Regions from separate parts of the Mus musculus genome. Here region 1 is linked to region 2. Evidence: chromatin loops called from intact Hi-C (ENCODE). Cell type or tissue: left cerebral cortex. All regions are shown on one strand. Each heading gives the region's core, and the rest is flanking DNA. Links, peaks and the distances in the headings are about the cores only. Region 1 holds the start of Vmn2r26 (vomeronasal 2, receptor 26). Region 2 holds the start of Vmn2r25 (vomeronasal 2, receptor 25).

Region 1 (11,655 bases), core at 1,159-9,158, 170 kb after region 2:
ATGAATTTGCAGATTGCCCTTTCTAATTTATTGAAGAATTGAGTTGGAATTTTGTGGGGATTGCATTGAATCTGTAGATTGCTTTTGGCAAGATAGCCATTTTTACTATATTGATCCTGCCAATCCATGAGCATGGGAGATCTTTCCATCTTCAGAGACCTTCTTTAATTTCTTTCTTCAGAGACTTGAAGTTTTTGTCATACAGATCTTTCACTTCCTTAGTTAGAGTCATGCCAAGATATTTTATATTATTTGTGACTATTGAGCAGGGTGTTGTTTCCCTAATTTCTTTCTCAGCCTGTTTATTCTTTGTGTAGAGAAAGGCCATTGACTCGTTTGAGTTAATTTTATATCCAGCTACTTCACCGAAGCTGTTTATCAGGTTTAGGAGTTCTCTGGTGGAATTTTTAGGGTCACTTATATATACTATCATATCATCTGCAAAAAGTGATATTTTGATTTCATCTGTTCCAATTTGTATCCCCTTGATCTCCTTTTGTTGTTGAATTGCTCTGGCTAGGACTTCAAGTACTATGTTGAATGGGTAGGGAGAAAGTGGGTAGCCTTTTCTAGTCCCTGATTTTAGTGGGATTGCTTCAAGCTTCTTACCATTTACTTTGATGTTGACTACTGGTTTGCTGTAGATTGCTTTTATCATGTTTAGATATGGGCCTTGAATTCCTGATCTTTCCAAGACTTTTATCATGAATGGGTGTTGGATCTTGTCGAATGCTTTTTCCAAATCTTGCTAAATGATCATGTGGTTTTTGTCTTTGAGTTTGTTTATATAACGGATTACATTGATGGATTTTCGTATATTAAACCATCCCTGCATCCTTGGAATAAAACATACTTGGTCAGGATGGATGATTGCTTTAATGTATTCTTGGATTCGGTTAGCGAGAATTTTATTGAGTATTTTTGCATCGATATTCATAAGGGAAATTGGTCTGAAGTTCTCTATCTTTGTTGGATCTTTCTGTGGTTTAGGTATTAGAGTAATTGTGGCTTCATAGAATGAGTTGGGTAGAGTTTGCTCTACTTCTATTTTGTAGAAGAGTTTGTGCAGAACTGGAATTAGATCTTCTTTGAAGGTCTGATAGAACTCTGCACTAAACCCATCGGGTCCTTGGTTTTTTGGGTGGGAGACTATTAATGACTGCTTCTATTTCTTTAGGGGATATGGGACTGTTTAGATCTTTAACTTGATCCTGATTTAACTTTGGTACCTGGTATCTGTCTAGAAATTTGTCTATTTCGTCCAGGTTTTCCAGTTTTTTTGAGTATAGCCTTTTGTAGAAGTATCTGATGGTATTTTGGATTTCTTCAGGATCTGTTGTTATGTCTCCCTTTTCATTTCGGATTTTGTTAATTAGGAGGTTTTTCTTGTGCCCTCTAGTGTGTCTAGCTAAGGGTTTATCTATCTTTTTGATTTTCTCAAAGAACCAACTCCTGCTTAGGTTAATTCTTTGAATAGTTCTTCCTGTTTCCACTTAGTTGATTTCACCACTGAGTTTGATTATTTCCTGCCGTCTACTCCTCTTGGGTGAATTTTTTCCTTTTTTTCTAGAGCTTTTAGATGTGTTGTCAAGCTGCTAATGTGTGCTCTCTCCAGTTTCTTCTTGGAGGCACTCAGAGCTATGAGTTTCCCTCTTAGAAATGCTTTCATTGTGTCACATAGGTTTGGGTATGTTGTGGCTTCATTGTTATAAAACTCTAAAAAGTCTTTAATTTCTTTCTTTATTCCTTCCTTGACTGAGGTATCATTGAGAAGAGTGTTGTTCAACTTCCATATGAATGTTTCCTTCCATTATTTAAGTTGTTATGAAGTTCAGCCTTAGGCCATGATGGTCTGATAGGATGCATGGGACAATTTCAATATTTTTGTATCTGTTGAGGCCTGTTTTGTAACCAATTATATAGTAAATTTAGTGAGGTGCTGAGAAGAAGGTATATCCTTTTGTTTTAGGATAAAATGTTCTGTAGATATCTGTTAAATCCATTTGTTTCATAATTTCTGTTAGTTTCACTGTGTCCCTGTTTAGTTTCTGTTTCCACGATCTATCCATTGATGAAAGTGGTGTGTTGAAGTCTCCCACTATTATTGTGTGAGGTGCAATGTGTGCTTTGAGCTTTACTAAAGTGTCTTTAATGAATGTGGCTGCCCTTGCATTTGGAGCGTAGATATTCAGAATTGAGAGTTCCTCTTGGAGGATTTTACCTTTGATGAGTATGAAGTGTCCCTCCTTGTCTTTTTTGATAACTTTGGGTTGGAAGTCGATTTTATCCGATATTAGAATGGCTACTCCACCTTGTTTCTTCAGACCATTTGCTTGGAAAATTGTTTTCCATCCTTTCACTCTGAGGTAGTGTCTGTCTTTTTCCCTGAGATGGGTTTCCTGTAAGCAGCAGAATGTTGGGTCCTTTTTGTGTAGCCAGTCTGTTAGTCTATGTCTTTTTATTGGGGAATTGAGTCCATTGATATAAGAGATATTAAGGAAAAGTAATTGTTGCTTCCTTTTATTTTTGTTGTTAGAATTGGCATTCTCTTCTTATGGCTGTCATCTTTTTGGTTTGATGAGGGATTACTTTCTTGCTTTTTCTATGGCGTGATTTCCATCCTTGTATTGGTTTTTTTCTGTTATTATCCTTTGAAGGGCTGAATTCGTGGAAAGATAATGTGTGAATTTGGTTTTGTTGAGAAATACTTTGGTTTCTCCATCTATGGTGATTGATTGTTTGGCCGGGTATAGTAGCCTGGGCTAGCATTTGTGTTCTCTTAGTGTCTGTATAACATCTGTCCAGGATCTTCTGGCTTTCATAGTCTCTGGTGAAAAGTCTGGTGTAATTCTGAAAGGCCTGCTTTATAGGTTACTTGACCTTTCTCCCTTACTGATTTTAATATTCTCTCTTTATTTAGTGCATTTGTTGTTCTGATTATTATGTGTCAGGAGGAATTTCTTTTCTGGTCCAGTCTATTTGGAGTTCTGTAGGCTTCTTGTATGTTCATGGGCATCTCTTTCTTTAGGTTTGGGAAGTTTTCTTCTATAATTTTGTTGAAGATATTTGCTGGCCCTTTAAGTTGAAAATCTTCATTCTCATCAACTCCTATTATCTTATCTGTAGGTTTGGTCTTCTCATTGTGTCTGTATTTCCTGGATGTTTTGAGTCAGGATCTTTTTGCGTTTTGTATTTTCTTTAATTGTTGTGCCGATGTTCTCTATGGAATCTTCTGCACCTGAGATTCTCTCTTCCATCTCTTGTATTCTGTTGCTGATGCTCACATCTATGGTTCCAGATGTCTTTCCTAGGGTTTCTATCTCTAGCGTTGCCTTACTTTGGGTTTTCTTTATTGTGTTTACTTCTCTTTTTAGGTCTAGTATGATTTTGTTCATTTCCATCACCTGTTTGGATGTGTTTTTCTGTTTTTCTATAAGGACTTCTACCTGTTTGGTTGTGTTTTCCTGTTTGTCTTTAAGGACTTGTAACTCTTTAGCAGTGTTCTCCTGTATTTCTTTAAGTGAGTTATTAAAGTTCTTCTTGATGTCCTCTACAATCATCATGAGATATGCTTTTAAATCCGGGTCTAGCTTTTCGGTTGTGTTGGGGTGCTCAGGACTAGGTGGGGTGGGAGTGCTGCGTTTTGATGATGGTGAGTGGTCTTGATTTCTGTTAGTAGGATTCTTACATTTGCCTTTCGCCATCTGGTATTCTCTGGAGCTAGTTGTTATAGTTGTCTCTGGTTAGAGCTTGTTCCTCAGGTGATTATGTTAGCCTCTATCAGCAGACCTGGGAGACTAGATCTATCCTTAGTTTCAGTGGTCAGAGTATTCTCTGCAGGCACGCTCTCCTCTTGCAGGGAAGGTGCCCAGATATCTGGTGTTTGAACCTGCCTCCTGGCAGAAGTTGTGTTCCACTCACCATAGGCGGATCCTGTGTGGGTCCTTGGGACAGGGACCCTGGTGCTGCAGTGGGCCGGAAGGGACTTGTGCCCCGGATCAGGCCAGGTTATCTACTTCCTTAATTAATGCAGTCTCAGGTCCTACGTGTGGATTGGAGTAGGTGCTGTGTTCCACTCACCAGAGGTCTTAGGATCCCGTGGCGGATCCTGTGTGGGTCCTTGCGGGTGTTCAGAGACTTCCTGGGCCAGGGACCCTGGTGATGCAGTGGGCCGGAAGGCTAATTCCATTTTCTTAGAAAAGAATTTTCCATCCTTTTATTGTAAGGTAGTAACTATCTTTGGTTTTGTTCGTTTTTGAGTTCATTAATAATCAATGGAATTTGTTGATGATGTGTTTATATTCCTGTAATTTGATGATTTTTGTATTGTTTTCTTAGACCTCTTTTTATTAACTTTCCTGATAGTGTTTATTTATCTTCTTTTTATTAACTTTCCTGATAGTGTTTATTTATCTCGGGGAGCCAAGTGTGTGTGCTAATCATTCTTTTCAGACTTAAGCATTACTTCTAGAATCCTCTACAGAGATGCTTAGATGTCATCAATTCCTGTGCATTTTTATCATGGAAAGTTTATATTTCTCCTTCAAATATAGGGCATAAGATTACTATGCATAATATTCAGGTTGGCAGGTATGGTCTCTTAGAATTTGGAATGCATCCTTCCCAACTCTTCTGTTTTAAATATTTCTACTTAATGTGTGTAACACTGCTTTTCTGAGGAGCATGTCTTTGTAAGTGACTTTGCCTGTGTCTGTCACAGCTTTTATTGCCCTTTATTTTGTATTTCCAGTATTTTAACTGTGGTATGTCATGTGAAATTTCTTTTCTGTTCCTGTCTATTCGTTTTCTGTAGGGCTTTTGTACCCAATTGATCATCTCTTTGTGTAGATTTGGGGGCTTTTCTACTATGACTTTATTGTAAATATTTTCTATGCTTTTGTTATGGAATATTCTTCTTTGTGAGTAAAATGTGAGGATTGGGTATTTTTTTGGTGTTACAAAGCTCTCCCCTTTCTACACTTGTTGTGGATAGCCCTGCTGCTGTTTGTATTCTGATGCTAATTCAGCTTCCCCAAGAGGAGTGGGAGGAGGAGAGAATCCTGTTGACTTCTTGTGACCCTTCTAATGAATAAGGATTTGAAGGAAAGCAATCTTTGGGTAAGTAGGTGAGATTTCCAGGTTGGGACTGAAGGACAGGGGAAGAAAAGAAGAGAGTATGCTTTTGGATAGGAGCCAGGAGGTGAAAATGTTGGTAGCTGAGGCTCCCATTTCGGGTGACAGATCTGTTTGGATCCTTTACTGGTGGATTTAACTTAGAATGGCTTATAAATTAGAATGTTTGTTGCTGTGCCCAAGTTGATTGAGTTACTTGTTGATTCTGAGCTAAGTTTGTGTGGTGTTTTCCTACATGTAAAGACTGGACTGAGTTCCAGACAGAAAGGTACAGAGATAAAGTGTACCCCAAAAGGTAGTGGGAAATTTTAAGTGTAGGGCTGGTGTGGTAGCAACCCAACAGTGGGAATTTAGCAAGCTGGGTGGAGAGATTTTGTAGCTCCAGATCAGAGTCTCCTGGAGATGAGAAGAGGCTGGTGCCTTGCCAGTGATAACATTTATTGCTTTTTTATATTTCCTGCCATATATATATATATAGATATAGATATAGATATAGATATAGATATAGATATAGATATAGATATAGATATAGATATAGATATAGATATATAGATAGATAGATATGTATATATATGCATATATATATATACATATATATATATATATATATATATATATATATATATATATATATATTTGACCATTATTGAATTATCAAATTTCTCTACCTTGTCTTCCAGTCCTGATATTCTCCCTTCAACACAATCCATTATTTCAATGAAGTTTTATACAAGATATACAGAGTATATTTTTTCCAGCCTCATTTCAGCTTGACTTTTTTTCCAGCAATTGTATTTCTTTATTGAACTCTATTTTCACATTTTTATTGACTTCCTTACTCTTTTTAGCTTTTTTGTTTTTATTGTTTTGGAGTAAATTGTTGTCTTCTTTTAGTTATTTAGCGTAGTTTATAAAATTCATAGCATTATTTTCTTAATTGTTCTATTTATTTATATTCCAACTGTATGTTAACCCCCTTCCAGGCACCTCCTCCAAGATTCCTTCAGCTCCTCCCTCCTCCCCTTTGCTTCTGAGAGGGTGCTCCTGTAGAATTATTGGGCTGCATCTGCTCAGCCACTGGATAAGTTCACTTGGGAAGGCAGAATTCTGGGAGTTTGACTGTGCATATACCATGTTGCCTCCTGAGGAGGCTTCTGGGCCACAGGGAAATGCCAAGACACTGCTCCAGAGGTAGGAAAGTGAAGTCTGAGATGTGGAAAAGCCTTACTTTTGATTAATTCATTACCATCTGGGTCCATGGCTTCCTCTACAAAATCTGAAAGACTTGTGGCTATGTTGGTGTCCCAATCCCTTCCCCTGGAAGTCATGCCTAGTTCCAGGAGATGTCCAGTTCAGGCTCCATATCTCTCATTGCTGGGAATCTTAGCTAGGAGTATCCTCATTGAATCTGGTGATTTTCTAGTGTCCTTGATTTCTAGTTTCTCTCAGAGATAGCCCTCCTATTTCCTTTTACTCTTCCTTTTACATTCTCCCTCGGCCGTCCCCACACACGATTTTTCTTATTCCCCTTAACAGGAAAATATTAAATCGCTTAAATATATCCAGCAAAATACAAACAAATGGGTGAAGGAAATTAATAAATCTGTTCAAAATGTGAAATGGAAATAAAACCAATAAAGAAAACCCCAAACTGAAGTAATCCTGAAAATGGAAATAATACATAAGTGAACAAGAATTACAGATGTAAGCATCACTAATAGAGTTCAAGAAGCAGAAGAGGGAATCTGAAATATAGAAGATATGACAGAAATTGATTACATTGGTCAAAGAAACAACAACATAAATGTCCCTCAGCTGAAGAATGGATAAAACAAATATGGTACATTTACACAATGGAATATTACTCATCTGCTAAAAAGAATGGCCCAAAATTTGTGCGCAAATAGATGTAAGTAGAAAATATCATCTTGAATGAGGTAACCCAGACCCAGAAATACCAATGTGGTATGTTATCACTTATATGTGGATCTGAGCTGTAAAGTCAAGTATAACCATGCTGCAATCCACAGACCCAAAGAAATAAACTGAGGATAAGGTGTGATGTTCCTCATGTTCTAAGCAACAAAGCCTCAGTATACATTCTTACCTACAGATTCTTACTCTTTTAAGGGCTTTGATGAAGTGGTTTTTCCATGTGAATGAATTTAATATGATTTGAAAAGAAAAAATGACATATCTCTTCATGCATCAGAATTTGTTATTATAAATACATATTTTTCGTATTAAAATATGTTAATGGTTATGCTTGGTGATGCACACCTGTAACCTTGATTAAACTGAAGATTGAGACTGGAGGTCACAAATTCTAAGACAACCTTGGAAACACAGTCCCTTAAAGATTTATAAAGGCTAAGGATGTAAAGCTATGGTAGAGTACTTGGTCAGCATATACACACTTCAGGTTTACTCTCCTACAGTGACCACAGCAAAAATGAATGAATGAATGAATGAATGAATGAATGAATGACAGAAAGAGAGAGAGAGAGAGAAAGGAAGGAAGGAAGGAAGGAAGGAAGAAAGAAAGAAAGAAAGAAAGAAAGAAAGAAAGAAAGAAAGAAAGAAAGAAAGAGAGAGCGAGGGAGGGAGGGAAGGAAGGAAGGAAGGAAGGAAGGAAGGAAGGAAGGAAGGAAGGAAGGAAGGAAGGAAGGAAGGAAGGAAGGAAGAGAAAATAGATTCACATGTCAGGAGGTGTGGGGTGGGGAGCATTTGGGGTACAGACCAGGAGTGGGATGAAGTGTGGACTGTAAAAAGGATCAAAGAGTAAAAATAAATAAATAAAACAGATTACACATTGGACCTCATACATAATAGACATTTTAAAAAATCTAGTAGTATTCTTTGATTTACTTTCTTTGAAGTACATAAATTTGAAATAAAGCCAGTGCTTGAAAAAAGTCTATGTGTTAATTGAAATATATATTTAATTTTCACAATATATATGTATTTCAAAACATTGTCTTCATAGGGACATACAATATAAGATGTTTAAAATATACAAGTTGATAATTGACCTTATAAAGGGGTCAGAAATAATGTTTTCTAATTGTAAGGCTTTGTTTTGCCTTACAGAAATACTCTAAAATGACACTGATGTTAAATGATTAAGAGTCTTCGCCCTCCCTGCCACCCCACCACCACCATGCTCCAAACACTGAACCCTTTGATGCCTCCTTCAGATAACCCTTCATTACTTAATAATGCTTCCACTGGTTAGTCTCACTTTACCTTGGGGCACTGAGAAGTCCCAGCTCACAGAGTGTACATACCCCACAGGTATTTTAGAGGACTTCACATTTTTCTTAATTGTGTGTTTTCCTGCTGAGAATCAGGATTCCCAGGTGCCAAGTGAGAGGTTCCTGAGCCCTTGGGGACTCACAGTGACTATGTGGAGGGGACATAATCTAGGGCTAAGTAGGTGCAAAGCAGATTATACTCCAGCGAACTGAGGGAGTGTTTGGATACTGGTGGGCCTGTATCAGGACACAACAATGCTTTATAACCTTGATCTACACTGACCAGACAGCCACATGTTTTATTTGTTTGTTGATGTGCTTTCAGAGTCGATTAGCCCAAGATTCTCAACTGAACAGATATCTGGGTCTTATCGATTATTTATCAATGTTAGTATGAAATTACTCACTGCTTTCTCTCCCCTAGTTGTTCTCATTTTATTCCAGGAACAAATTTCTTGTTACTACTTAACTAAATATGCTTCTTCTGGCTACTATCAAGATGCAGATTTTGTTATTGGAGGACTCTTTTCCCTTAGAGTGACTGATGGAGATACATTTATAAGTAGATCTGGCGTTGAAGATACAAGCCATATAGCAGAATATGTTTTTGCGTAAGTGCTTGGCTTTTCTTTTAAAAAAATATTGTTTCAGGATTTTATACATGTATAAAATATATGTTGATCACACCCACCTCTACTGCTTCCCCTCCAATGTCTCCTGTCTTCAAATTCATGGGGTCTCTCTGTCGCTCTCTCCCTGTCTCTCTGTTTGTCTCTGTCTTTGTTTCTCTCTCACTTTTTAGGAGTGCCAGTACTACAGGAATATAGGACACCTTCTAGAGTGTAGACAAGCTACAAGGGCAAACCTCCTAAGGAAACTGACTCTCCCTTCCCCAGTAGCCACAAAATGCCAATAGTTACTCAGCCATGACTGGTTCCCTGTGTGTTTCTTCCCTAATCATGCTGAATTCTTTTAAATATGTAAGACATTGTTGAAAAGACTTTGTAGTCGAAAACAATATTTCTTTGTTTTTATTTAGTGTATTGTACTGCGAACATTTTATTTTTCATGTTTAAACTTACTTGACACTATTTTTTTCAATTGCTATGTTTGATCAAACATTGTATTTTCCTGAGGTCTGGAACTCACTCTGTAGACCAGGTTGGCCTCAAACTTAGAAATCCACCTGCTTCTGCCTCCCAAGGGCTGGGAATAAAGGCATGTGCCACCATGGCCCGGCTAACTAATATATTTCTAAGTAGTCCTTTTCAAGTTATTTTTAGTATATAGAATATCCTGCTTTTTTCTTAAAATACAGTGAATGCTCTTTATATGCCTTAGATTGCTGTAAATAAAAATCCAAAATTTGAGAGGGAGCACTGGAGGAGCTGCAGGGAGAAAAGAGATGGAGGTAAATGATGTAATTATGTTTTAATTAAAAATTGAAAAGGAACATAAAAATGTTTTTTCCAATTTTTCCTCCTAGGGATCTCATTAAATATTATCAGCACATTTTAGCAATGGTTTTTGCTATAGAAAAAATCAACAAGGACCCAAATATTCTATTCAACAAGTCCCTGGGATTCTTTCTCTTCAATGTCAACTTCATTGAGATGAAGGCTGCGGAAGGTTCTATGGCTTTGCTCTCAGGAGAGAGCCCCCCAATTCCTAACTACAGCTGCAGGCCTGAAAAGACTGATAAGCTGGTTGCAGTGATAGGAGGCATTTCAACATCAATATCCATTCAGATCTCCCGAGTTCTAAGTCTCTACAACGTCCCACAGGTACACAAAGAATCCTGGCTCCTTAGGGTAAACATAGTAACATAGTAATGTAATAAATGCTAATTAATTCCAGTATTGTTTACTGAAGAGGTATAGGACGGCTTAATAATTTACTATTCATCATTTTTAACTCTGATAATAATTTATTCATAAAATGAAATCATATTTGTATAATAAATTTAATTTCAAGACTTTTAAAAATTGGAAAAATGCCAACTCACTATACCAACTTTCATAATATTGAACTTCCTATGTAGCCCACGATATTCTTTTTTTTTTTTTTTTTTCAGAAGGGAGCATCAGATTCTTTATAGTGGAAGTCAAATAAACCCCTTCCTCCTATGTTGCTTTGGTCATGGTGTTTCTTTTTTTTTAAATATTTTTATTAGGTATTTTACTCATTCACATTTCCAATGCTATCCCAAAAGTCCCTCATACCCTCCCCCCTACTCCCCTACGTACCTACTCCCACTTTTTGGCCCTGGTGTTCCCCTGTACTGGGACATATGAAGTTTGCATGAACAATGGGCCTCTCTTTCCAGTGATAGCCGACTAGGCCATTTTTTGATACATATTCAGCTAGAGACAATAGCTAGGGGGTACTGGTTAGTTCATATTGTTGTTCCACCTATAGGGTAGCAGTTCCCTTTAGCTCCTTGGGTACTTTCTCTAGCTCCTCCATTGGGGGCCCTGTGATACATCCAATAGCTGACTGTGAGCATCCACTTCTGTGTTTGCTAGGCCCCTGCATAGTCTCACAAGAGACAGCTATATCTGGGTCCTTTCAGCAAAATCTTGCTAGTGTATGCAATGGTGTCAGCGTTTGGAAGCTGATGATGGGATGGATCCCTGGATATGGCAGTCTCTAGATGGTCCATCCTTTTAACTCAGCTCCAAAATTGGTCTCTGTAACTCCTTCCATGGGTGTTTTGTTCCCAATTCTAAGAAGGGGCAAAGTGTCCACACTTTGGTTTTCATTCTTCTTGAGTTTCATGTGTTTCACAAATTGTATCTTATATCTTGGGTATTCTAAGTTTCTGGGCTAATATCCACTTATCAGTGAGAACATATAATTTGAGTTCTTTTGTGATTGGGTTAACTCACTCAGGATGATGCCCTAGAGGTCCAACCATATGCCTAGGAATTTCATGAATTCATTCTTTTTAATAGCTGAGTAGTACTCCATTGTGTAAATGTACCACATTTTTTGTATTCATTCCTCTTTTGAGGGGCATCTGAGTTCTTTCCAGCTTCTGGCTATTATAAATAAGGCTGCTATGAACATAGTAGAGCATGTGTCTTTCTTACCAGTTGGAACATCTTCTGGATATATGCCCAAGAGAGGTATTGTAGGATTCTCCAGTAGTACTATGTCCAATTTTCTGAGGAACTGCCAGACTGATTTCCAGAGTTGTTGTACAAGTTTGCAATCTCACCAACAATGGAGGAGTGTTCCTCTTTCTCCACATCCTTGCCAGCATCTG
Region 2 (11,655 bases), core at 1,350-9,349:
TGGAGGATCCCGCAATACCTCTCCTGGCAATATATCCAGAAGATATTCAAACTGGTAAGAAAGAAACATGCTCCACTATGTTCATAGCAGCCTTATTTATAATAGCCAGAAGCTGGAAAGGACCCAGATGCCCTTCAACCGAGGAATGAAATCAAAATATGTGGTACATTTACCCAATGGAGTACTACTCAGCTATTAAAAAGAATGAATTTATGAAATTCCTAGGCAAATGGATGGACCTGGAGGACATCATCCTGAGTGAGTTAACCCAATCACAAAAGAAATCAAATGATATATTCTCACTGATAAGTGGATATTAGCCCAGAAACTTAGAATACTCAAAATATAAGATACAATTTGTGAAACACATGAAACTCAAGAAGAATGAAAACCAAAGTGTAGACACTTTGCCCCTTCTTAGAATTGGGAACAAAACACCCATGGACGGAGTTACAGAGACCAAGTTTGGAGCTGAGTTAAAAGGATGGACCATCTAGAGACTGCCATATCCAGGGATCCATCCCATCATCAGCCTCCAAACGCTGACACCGTTGCATACACTAGCAAGATTTTGCTGAAAGGACCCAGATATAGCTGTCTCTTGTGAGACTATGCTGGGGCCTAGCAAACACAGAAGTGGATGCTCACAGTCAGCTATTGGATGTATCACAGGGCCCCCAATGGAGGAGCTAGAGAAAGTACCCAAGGAGCTAAAGGGAACTGCAACCCTGTAGGTGGAAAAACAATATGAACTAACCAGTACCCCCTAGCTATTGTCTCTAGCTGCATATGTATCAAAAAATGTCCTAGTCGGCTATCACTGGAAAGAGAGGCCCATTGGTCATGCAAACTTTATATGCCCCTGTACAGGGGAATGCCAGGGCCAAAAAGTCGGAGTGGTTGGGTAGGGGAGTGGGGGGAGGGTATGGGGGACTTTTGGGATAGCATTGGAAATGTAAATGAGGAAAATACCTAATAAAAATATTAAAAAAAAAAGAAAGAAACACCATGACCAAAGCAACATAGGAGGAAGGGATTTATTTGACTTCAACTATAAAGAATCTGATGCTCCCTTCTGGGAAAAAAAACAAAAAAAAAAAAAAACAACAAAAAAAAAAAATCAGAATATTGTGGGCTACATAGGAAGTTCAATATCATGTAAGTTGGCATAGTGAGTTGGCATTTTTTTTCCAATTTTTAAAAGTCTTGAAATTAAATTTATTATCCAAATATTATTTCATTTTATAAATAAATTATTATTCAGAGTTAAAAATGATGAATAGTAAATTATTAAGCCGTCCTATAACTCTTCAGTAAACAATACTGGAATTAATTAGCATTTATTACATTACTATGTTACTATGTTTAACCTAAGGACCCTTTGGGTACCTGTGGGACTTTGTAGAGACTTAGAACTCGGGAGATCTGAATGGATATTGATGTTGAAATGCCTCCTATCACTGCAACCAGCTTATCAGTCTTTTCAGGCCTGCAGCTGTAGTTAGGAATTGGGGGGCTCTCTCCTGAGAGCAAAGCCATAGAACCTTCCACAGCCTTCATCTCAATGAAGTTGACATTGAAGAGAAAGAATCCCAGGGACTTATTGAATAGAATATTTGGGTCCTTGTTGATTTTTTCTATAGCAAAAACCATTGCTAAAATGTGCTGATAATGTTTAATGAGATCCCTAGGAGGAAAAATTGGAAAAAACATTTTTATGTTCCTTTTCAATTTTTAATTAAAACATAATTACATCATTTACCTCCATCTCTTTTCTCCCTGCAGCTCCTCCAGTGCTCCCTCTCAAATTTTGGATTTTTATTTACAGCAATCTAAGGCATATAAAGATCATTCATTGTATTTCAAGAAAAAAGCATGATATTCTATATACTAAAAATAACTTGAAAAGGACTACTTAGAAATATATTAGTTAGCCGGGCCGTGGTGGCACATGCCTTTATTCCCAGCCCTTGGGAGGCAGAAGGAGGTGGATTTCTAAGTTCAAGGCCAACCTGGTCTACAGAGTGAGTTCCAGACCTCAGGAAAATACAATGTTTGATCAAACATAGCAACTGAAAAAAATAGTGTCAAGTAAGTTTAAACATGGAAAATAAAATGTTCTCAGTACAATACACTAAATAAAAACAAACAAATATTGTTTTCGACTACAAAGTCTTTTCAACAATGTCTTACATATTTAAAAGAATTCAGCCTGATTAGGGAAGAGACACACAGAGAGCCAGTCATGGCTGAGTAACTATTGGCATATTGTGGCTACTGGGGAAGGGAGAGTCAGTTTCCTTAGGAGGTTTGCCCTAGTAGCTTGCCTACACTCTAGAAGGTGTCCTATATTCCTGCAGTACTGGCACTCCTAAAAAGTGAGAGAGAAACAGAGACAGAGACAAACAGAGAGATAGGGAGAGAGAGACAGAGAGACCCCATGAATTTGAAGACAGGAGATATTGGAGGGGAAGCAATAGAGGTGGGTGTGATCAACATATATTTTATACATGTATAAAATCCTGAAACAATATTTTTTTTTAAAAGAAAAGCCAAGCACTTACGCAAAAACATATTCTGGTATATGGCTTGTATCTTCAATGCCAGATCTACTTATAAATGTATTTCCATCAGTCACTCTAAGGGAAAAGAGTCCTCCAATAACAAAATCTGCATCTTGATAGTAGCCAGAAGAAGCATATTTAGTTAAGTAGTAACAAGAAATATGTTCCTGGAATAAAATGAGAACAACTAGGGGGGAGAAAGCAATGAGTAATTTCATACTAACATTGATAAATAATTGATATCTGTTCAGTTGAGGATCTTGGGCTAATCAACTCTGAAAGCACATCAGCAAAGAAATAAAACATGTGGCTGTCTGGTCAGTGTAGATCAAGGTTATAAAGCATTGTTGTGTCCTGATACAGGCCCACCAGTATCCAAACACTCCCTCTGTTCGCTGGAGTATAATCTGCTTTGCACCTACTTAGCCCTAGATTATGTCCCCTCCACATAGTCACTGTGAGTCCCCAAGGGCTCAGGAACCTCTCACTTGGCACCTGGGAATCCTGATTCTCAGCAGGAAAACACACAATTAAGAAAAATGTGAAGTCCTCTAAAATACCTGTGGGGTATGTACACTCTGTGAGCTGGGACTTCTCAGTGCCCCAAGGTAAAGAGAGACTAACCAGTGGAAGCATTATTAAGTAATGAAGGGTCATCTGAAGGAGGCATCAAAGGGTTCAGTGTTTGGAGCATGGTGGTGGTGGGGTGGCAGGGAGGGCGAAGACTCTTAATCATTTAACATCAGTGTCATTTTAGAGTATTTCTGTAAGGCAAAACAAAGCCTTACAATTAGAAAACATTATTTCTGACCCCTTTATAAGGTCAATTATCAACTTGTATATTTTAAACATCTTATATTGTATGTCCCTATGAAGACAATGTTTTGAAATACATATATATTGTGAAAATTAAATATATATTTTCAATTAACACATAGATTTTTTTCAAGCACTGGCTTTATTTCAAATTTATGTACTTCAAAGAAAGTAAATCAAAGAATACTACTAGATTTTAAAAAATGTCTATTTTGTATGAGGTCCAATGTGTAATCTGTTTTATTTATTTATTTTTACTCTTTAATCCTTTTTACAGTCCACACTTCATCCCACTCCTGGTCTGTACCCCAAATGCTCCCCACCCCACACCTCCTGACATGTGAATCTATTTTCTCTTCCTTCCTTCCTTCCTTCCTTCCTTCCTTCCTTCCTTCCTTCCTTCCTTCCTTCTTTCCTTCCCTCCCTCCCTCCCTCCTTCTCCCTTTCTTTCTTTCTTTCTTTCTTTCTTTCTTTCTTTCTTTCTTTCTTTCTTTCTTCCATCCTTCCTTCCTTCCTTCCTTTCTCTCTCTCTCTCTTTCTGTCATTCATTCATTCATTCATTCATTCATTCATTCATTTTTGCTGTGGTCACTGTAGGAGAGTAAACCTGAAGTGTGTATATACTGACCAAGTACTCTACCATAGCTTTACATCCTTAGCCTTTATAAATCTTTAAGGGACTGTGTTTCCAAGGTTGTCTTAGAATTTGTGACCTCCAGTCTCAATCTTCAGTTTAATCAAGGTTACAGGTGTACATCACCAAGCATAACCATTAACATATTTTAATATGAAAAATCTGTATTTATAATAACAAATTCTGATGCATGAAGAGATGTGTCCTTTTTTTTTTCTTTTCAAATCATATTAAATTCATTCACATGGAAAAACCACTTCATCAAAGCCCTTAAAAGAGTAAGAATCTGTAGGTAAGAATGTGTACTGAGGCTTTGTTGCTTAGACCATGAGGAAAATCACACCTTATCCTCAGTTTATTTCTTTGGGTCTGTGGATTGCAGCATGGTTATACTTGACTTTACAGCTAAGATCCACATATAAGTGATAACATACCACATTGGTATTTCTGGGTCTGGGTTACCTCATTCAAGATGATATTTTCTACTTACATCTATTTGCCCACAAATTTTGGGCCATTCTTTTTAGCAGATGAGTAATATTCCATTGTGTAAATGTACCATATTTGTTTTATCCATTCTTTAGCTGAGGGACATTTATGTTGTTTCCCGTTTTTTGGCTATTATGAATAAAGCTGCTATGAACAGAGTTGAGCACATGTCCTTATGGTGGAACATTCTTTGGGTATGTGTCCAGGAATTGTATAGCTGTGTCCTGAGGAAGACCCATTATATTTCAAGTTTCTTGTGTCTGTTGAAATTTGCTTTGTGACTTCTCAATTTTGGATAGGTTTCCATAATGTCCTGTAAAGAATATTTTTCCTTTGTGTTTGGGTGAAAATTTCTGTATATGTGTGTTAGGTCCATCTGAATCATAATATCGGTTAGCTCCATTATTTCTCTGTTTAGATTCTGTCTGGATGACCTTTCCATTGGTGAGACTGGGGTGTTGAAGTATCCCACTAACAGTGTGTGAGAGTGGATGTGCGATCGTCCTTTAACAATGTTTCTATTATGAATGTGGAAGTCCTTGCATTTGGGGCAGAGATGTTAAGAGAATTAAATGCCATCTTGGTGGATATGAGGTGTGTCCTTAACCATCTCTTTTGATTAATTTTGGTTGAAAGTCTATTATGTTAGATATTAGAACAGCTACACCAGCTTGTTTCCTGTGTCCATTTGCTGGGGAATATTTTTTCAGCCCCTTACACTAAGGAAGTATCCATGTTTGATATTGAGGAGTGTTTATTGTATGCAGCAGAATGATGAATACAATTTCCACATCCATTCTGTTAGCCTGTGTCTTTTAATTAGGGAATCGAGTCAATTAATGTTGACAGATATTAATGAACAATGTTTGTTAATTCTTGTTTTTATGTTGTTGTTGGTAGTGTGTGTGTGTTTGTGTGTGTGTGTGTGTGTGTGTGCATGCGCACACACGTGCACATGCATGATTTCCTTCTTTTGACTTTGCTGGCATACAATTATTATTTATTTGTTGTACTTTTTTGCATTTAGTTAATGTCCTTGGATTGGAGTTTTCCTTTTTCTGTACACTATTTCCTACATTCTCTAGGCCTGGATTTGTGAATGGATGTTTAAACTTAGTTTTCTCATGGATTATTTTGTTTTCTCCATCTGTGGTGATTGAAAGTTTTGTTGAGTATCGGAGCCTTGGCCAACATCTGTGGTCTCCTCAAGTATGAAAGACATCTGTCTAGGCCCTTCTGTCTCTTAGAGTTTTTGTTTAGAAGTCAAGAATAATTCTAATAGCTCTGCATTTATATGTTACTTGACAATTATTTTTTGCAGCTTTTAATAGTCTTTCTTTTTCTCTATATTTGCTGTTTTATTATGTGAAAGGGACTCTTTCCTTTCTGGCCCAAATTATATATTGTTCAGTAACCTTCTACCTTTTTAAACACCTCTTTCTTTAGGTAAGGGGAATTTCCTTTCATGATTTTGTTGAAAATATTTTCTGGGCCTTTGATCTGGGAATCTTTTCTTGTTCTAGTCCTATTATTCTTAGGTTTTGTCTTTCCATAGTATCTTAGATTTCCTGAAAGTTTTGTGTTAGGAACATTTTAGATTCAACATTTTCTTTGACCAATGTAATCAATTTCTGTCATATCTTCTATATTTCAGATTCCCTCTTCTGCTTCTTGAACTCTCTTAGTGATGCTTACATCTGTAATTCTTGTTCACTTATGTATTATTTCCATTTTCAGGATTACTTCAGTTTGGGGTTTTCTTTATTGGTTTTATTTCCATTTCACATTTTGAACAGATTTATTAATTTCCTTCACCCATTTGTTTGTATTTTGCTGGATATATTTAAGGGATTTAATATTTTCCTGTTAAGGGGAATAGGAAAAATCGTGTGTGGGGACGGCCGAGGGAGAATGTAAAAGGAAGAGTAAAAGGAAATAGGAGGGCTATCTCTGAGAGAAACTAGAAATCAAGGACACTAGAAAATCACCAGATTCAATGAGGATACTCCTAGCTAAGATTCCCAGCAATGAGAGATATGGAGCCTGAACTGGACATCTCCTGGAACTAGGCATGACTTCCAGGGGAAGGGATTGGGACACCAACATAGCCACAAGTCTTTCAGATTTTGTAGAGGAAGCCATGGACCCAGATGGTAATGAATTAATCAAAAGTAAGGCTTTTTCACATCTCAGACTTCACTTTACTACCTCTGGAGCAGTGTCTTGGCATTTCCCTGTGGCCCAGAAGCCTCCTCTGGAGGCAACATGGTATATGCACAGTCAAACTCCCAGAATTCTGCCTTCCCAAGTGAACTTATCCAGTGGCTGAGCAGATGCAGCCCAACAATTCTACAGGAGCACCCTCTCAGAAGCAAAGGGGAGGAGGGAGGGGCTCAAAGAATCTTGGAGGAGGTGCCTGGAAGGGGGTTAACATACAGTTGGAATATAAATAAATAGAACAATTAAGAAAATAATGCTATGAATTTTATAAACTACGCTAAACAACTAAAAGAAGACAATAATTTACTCCAAAACAATAAAAACAAAAAAGCTAAAAAGAGTAAGGAAGTCAATAAAAATGTGAAAATAGAGTTCAATAAAGAAATACAATTGCTGGAAAAAAAGTCAAGTTGAAATGAGGCTGGAAAAAATATACTCTGTATATCTTGTATAAAACTTCATTGAAATAATGGATTGTGTTGAAGAGAGAATATCAGGACTGGAAGACAAGGTAGAGAAATTTGATAATTCAATAATGGTCAGGAAATATAAAAAAGCAATAAATGTTATCACTGGCAAGGCACCAGCCTCTTCTCATCTCCAGGAGACTCTGAACTGGAGCTACAAAATCTCTCCACCCAGCTTGCTAAATTCCCACTGTTGGGTTGCTACCACACCAGCCCCACACTTAAAATTTCCCACTACCTTTTGGGGTACACTTTACCTCTGTACCTTTCTGTCTGGAACTCAGTCCAGTCTCTACCTGTAGGAAAACACCACACAAACTTAGCTCAGAATCAACAAGTAACTCAATCAACTTGGGCACAGCAACAAACATCCTAATTTATAAGCCATTCTCAGTTAAATCCTCCAGTAAAGGATCCAAACAGATTTGTCACCTGAAATGGGAGCCTCAGCTACCAACATTTTCACCCCAGGGCTCCTATCCAAAAGCACACTCTCTTCTTCCCCCTTCCTTCTGTCCCAACCTGGAAATCCCACCTACTTACCCAAAGATTGCTTTCCTTCACATCCTTATTCATTAGAAGGGTCACAAGAAGTCAACAGGATTCCCTCCACCTACCACTCCTCTTGGGGAAGCTGAATTAGCATCAAAATACAAACAGCACCAGGGCTATCCACAACAAGTGTAGAAAGGGGAGAGCTTTGTAACACCATCAAAATACCCAATCCTCACATTTTACTCACAAAGAATAATATTCCATAACAAAAGCATAGAAAATATTTACAATAAAGCCATAGTAGAAAAGCCCCCAAATCGACAGAAAGAGATGATCAATTGGGTACAAAAGGCCTACAGAAAACAAATAGAAAGGAACAGAAAAGAAATTTCACATGACATACTACAGTTAAAATACTGGAAATACAAAATAAAGGGCAATAAAAGCTGTGACAGACACAGACAAAGTCACTTACAAAGACATGCTCCTCAGAAAAGCAATGTTACACACATTAAGTAGAAATATTTAAAACAGAAGAGTCTGGAAGGATGCATTCCAAATTCTAAAAGACCATACCTGCCAACCTGAATATTATGCATAGTAATCTTTTGCCCTTTATTTGAAGGAGAAATATAAACTTTCCATGATAAAAATGCACAGGAATTGATGACACCTAAGCATCTCTGTAGAGGATTCTAGAAGTAATGCTTAAGTCTCAAAAGCACACACTTGGCTCCCCGAGATGAATAAACACTATCAAGAAAGTTAATAAAAAGAGGTCTAAGAAAACAATACAAAAATCATCAAATTACAGGAATATAAACACATCCTCCACAAATTCCATTGAATATTAATGAACTGAAAAACAAACAATACCAAAGATAGTTACCATCTTACAATAAAAGGATGGAAAAATATTTTCTAAGAAAATGGAATTAAGAATGAAGCAAGCATGGATCATGAAATATCCAATAATACAAACTTCAAACCAAACTACTCAGAACAGGTAAGAATGGCCTCTTCATATTCCTTAAAGGAAGAGTCCATGATGAGGCTATTACAAATTTAGGACATTTCCATCAAGCACAAGTACTGACAATTTCATAAAATAACAACCATACAACCACAGATTAATCCTAATTCAACAAGAGTAGATAAATTTAAAACCCTACTCTAAACAATAGATCACTTATCTAGAAAAAACCTGTAAACAAGGAAACATAGAAGTTAAATTATATCAGAATAACATGAATTTAGCAGAAATCTACAGAACATCTCTCCAAATGTTAAAGAGCATAGGATCTCAGCAGCTCACTGAATGTTCTCCAAAAATGATCACATATTAGAAGATAAAGCAGGCCTCAATAAATACATGAAAATTGAACTTGGATCCTGTCATTTATCAGACAAAAATATGTAGGCATAAAGTTATTGTGCCCTGTATAAAAATTATCCTAGTATTATTCAAATACTGATTTCTGTTTCCCCATACCTGCTTTCAATACTTATTCTGAGAATATTCTGTCTTAATGTTCTGTAAATATTGCTCCCCAATTATTTGTTAATCGGACAATAAGTCTAGTTGATCAGCCAGTGATTGATCATGGGAGAGAATAGGGCTGGAATTCCTCTTAGCCAGGGGAGGTGGAAGACAGTGAGGTGGGGGGTGGGGGAACTGGAGATGTACCACAGCTAGAAAATACAGGAGACTCCATGAGAAAACACCTAGACCCCGGAACACCAGATCAGTACTAAAATGCAAGTAACACTGGGATTTTGACTTGGAGATAACTATAGTAGCTTCTAGGATTAAAATAGAATAATGCTGCACAGTTGTGAACTTGCAGCTTGTTAAATAAATATCATAATTTAGTCTCAATTAACTGGGAGCTAGCAGGGCTAATAAGACAACTGATACTTATAAAAGGCCCATAACAACAATATAATCATGCTAGATAACGAGAGCAATAGAAACTGAGACTATAAAAACTCAAGAGTGATAAATGACAAAACTTTGAATACAGGATGGGCCACTGATGAAATTAGAAGGAAATAATAAAATTTCTGGAACTGGGGCTGAAGAGAGGACTCAGCAGTTAATAGCACTTTTTGCTCTTTCAGAGGACCTGGATGTGGTTCCTGGCACCCACAGGTTGGCTCACAATCATTCAGTTCCGGGGTATCTGAAACCCTTTCTGACTTCTGCGGACAACAGGCATAAAAATAGTGAATAGATATACATGAAGTTGAAACATTCATACATGTAAAATAAAGAAAATAAATGTTTTAAAATTCCCAGAACGGATTAAAACAGAACACATGTCAAAACTCTGTGAGAAACAAAGAGGGCAGTATAAAAGGAAGCTTGTACCACAAAACATTCATACCAAGATATTTGAGAGGACTCAATGAACAAATTAATGAAAATCATTAAGTCCTTGGAAAAGCAACAACAATAATTAGGTTGGGTAATAATTAGTGAAAAATAAGTAAAAATAGTTATCACAGAAAAAAAGTGTTCATTGAAAAGAAAATTAGGATTGACAAAGGAGACTCAAATGAACAACATTAGTGAAAAGAAGGTAGACATTGTGATAGACAACAGTGAAATTCAGAAAACCATAAGCACATACCTCCAAAACTTTATGCCACTAAATTGGATAACCAAAAAGAAATAGATAAATTTTGAGATGTATATGACATATCCAAATTAAACCAAGAAGTAGATAAACAACTCTTTAATCAGAAGCAAAATTGAAACAATAACAACAATGGCTGCTATTTCCTTAGGGGTTATGGGACTGCTAGAATGGTTTATTTGATCCCGATTTAACATTGGTAGCTGGTATCTGTCTAGAAAATGTCCATTTCATCCAGATTTTCCAGTTTTGTTGAGTATAGGCTTTTGTGGTAGGATCTAATGATTTTTTTTGGATTTACTCGGTTTCTGTTTTTATGTCTCCCTTTTCCTTTCTGATTTTGTTAATTTGGATACTGTCTCTGTGCCTTCTGGTTAGTCTGGCTAAGGGTTTATCTATCTTGTTGATTTTCTCAAAGAACCAGCTCCTGGTTGTGTTGATTCTTTGTATAGTTCTTTTGTTTTTACTTTGTTGATTTCAGTCCTGAGTTTGATCATTTCCAGCCTTCTATTCCTCTTATTTCTTTTTTTTCTAGGGCTTTCATGTGTGCTGTCAAACTGCTAGTGTATGCCCTCTCCAGTTTCTTTTTAAATGCACTTAAAGCAATTAGTTTTCCTTTTAGCACTGCTTTCATTGTGTCCCATAAGTTTGGGTATGTGATGTGTTCATTTTCATTAAATTCTAAAAAGTCTTTAATTTCTTTCTTTATTTCTTCCTTAACCAAGTTATCATTGAGTCTAGTGTTGTTCAGCTTCGATGTATATGAGGGCTTTCTATTGTTATTGTTGTTATTAAAGACCAAGAGTCAGTGGTGATCTTATTGGAGGTATGCAATTATTTCGATCTTCTTGTATCTGTTGAGTGACCCGTCCAGCAGGTCCAGTTATTCGAGGGTCTCGAGGGGACCTCCTCCTAAGAACCAAATGGGGGGTAGAGAGGGACGAGGGCCTTGTGCAAATAATGACACGGAAACCGTTCAGGAATGCATCAAAGCCCCCATGTATTTTGAAAGGTCCAAGGCTTAAATGGGCAAGCAAAAGGGGAAGTGCCTTTCAGCAGGAGGAATGGGGCAGAGGAAATGCACCTCAGCAGGAGGGATGGGGCAGCAGAAAGAGAGGAAGTACTTTTCAGCAGGAGGGATGGGGCAGCGGAAATTTTTCTTTTGGCAACTGCACGGGGAAACAGGAACTTGGTGGTATCAGGGTACATCTTGAGGTCAGGACATCCGGCGCTGACTTTCTCGGAGTGGTGCGTCCGGTGGCCCGCTTTTGACCCCCTTTTCTTCTCGAGGGGGGAGAGGCCCAATTCAGAGATCAGGACAATAGCGTTGC

Evidence for each region. Peaks named below come from ENCODE experiments on the same cell type or tissue, not always from the same donor. Only the 100,000 strongest peaks of a DNase experiment are listed, where the experiment ranks them.
Region 1: it touches region 2 in a loop (17-fold over the local background); 11 of 42 quality-filtered maps call a loop at or near these places.

The regions. Positions count from the first base shown.
Region 1 is chr6:124,015,978-124,027,632 of GRCm38, forward strand. It overlaps Vmn2r26 (vomeronasal 2, receptor 26), which reads left to right and starts at 8,781. Exons shown (of 6, transcript NM_019917.2): 1 at 8,781-8,998; 2 at 9,874-10,171. The coding sequence starts at 8,781. In left cerebral cortex, for the core only: no CTCF peak of the experiment used is centred there; no DNase peak of the experiment used is centred there.
Region 2 is chr6:123,850,409-123,862,063 of GRCm38, forward strand. It overlaps Vmn2r25 (vomeronasal 2, receptor 25), which reads right to left and starts at 2,782. Exons shown (of 6, transcript NM_001104641.1): 1 at 2,565-2,782; 2 at 1,390-1,687. The coding sequence starts at 2,782. In left cerebral cortex, for the core only: no CTCF peak of the experiment used is centred there; no DNase peak of the experiment used is centred there.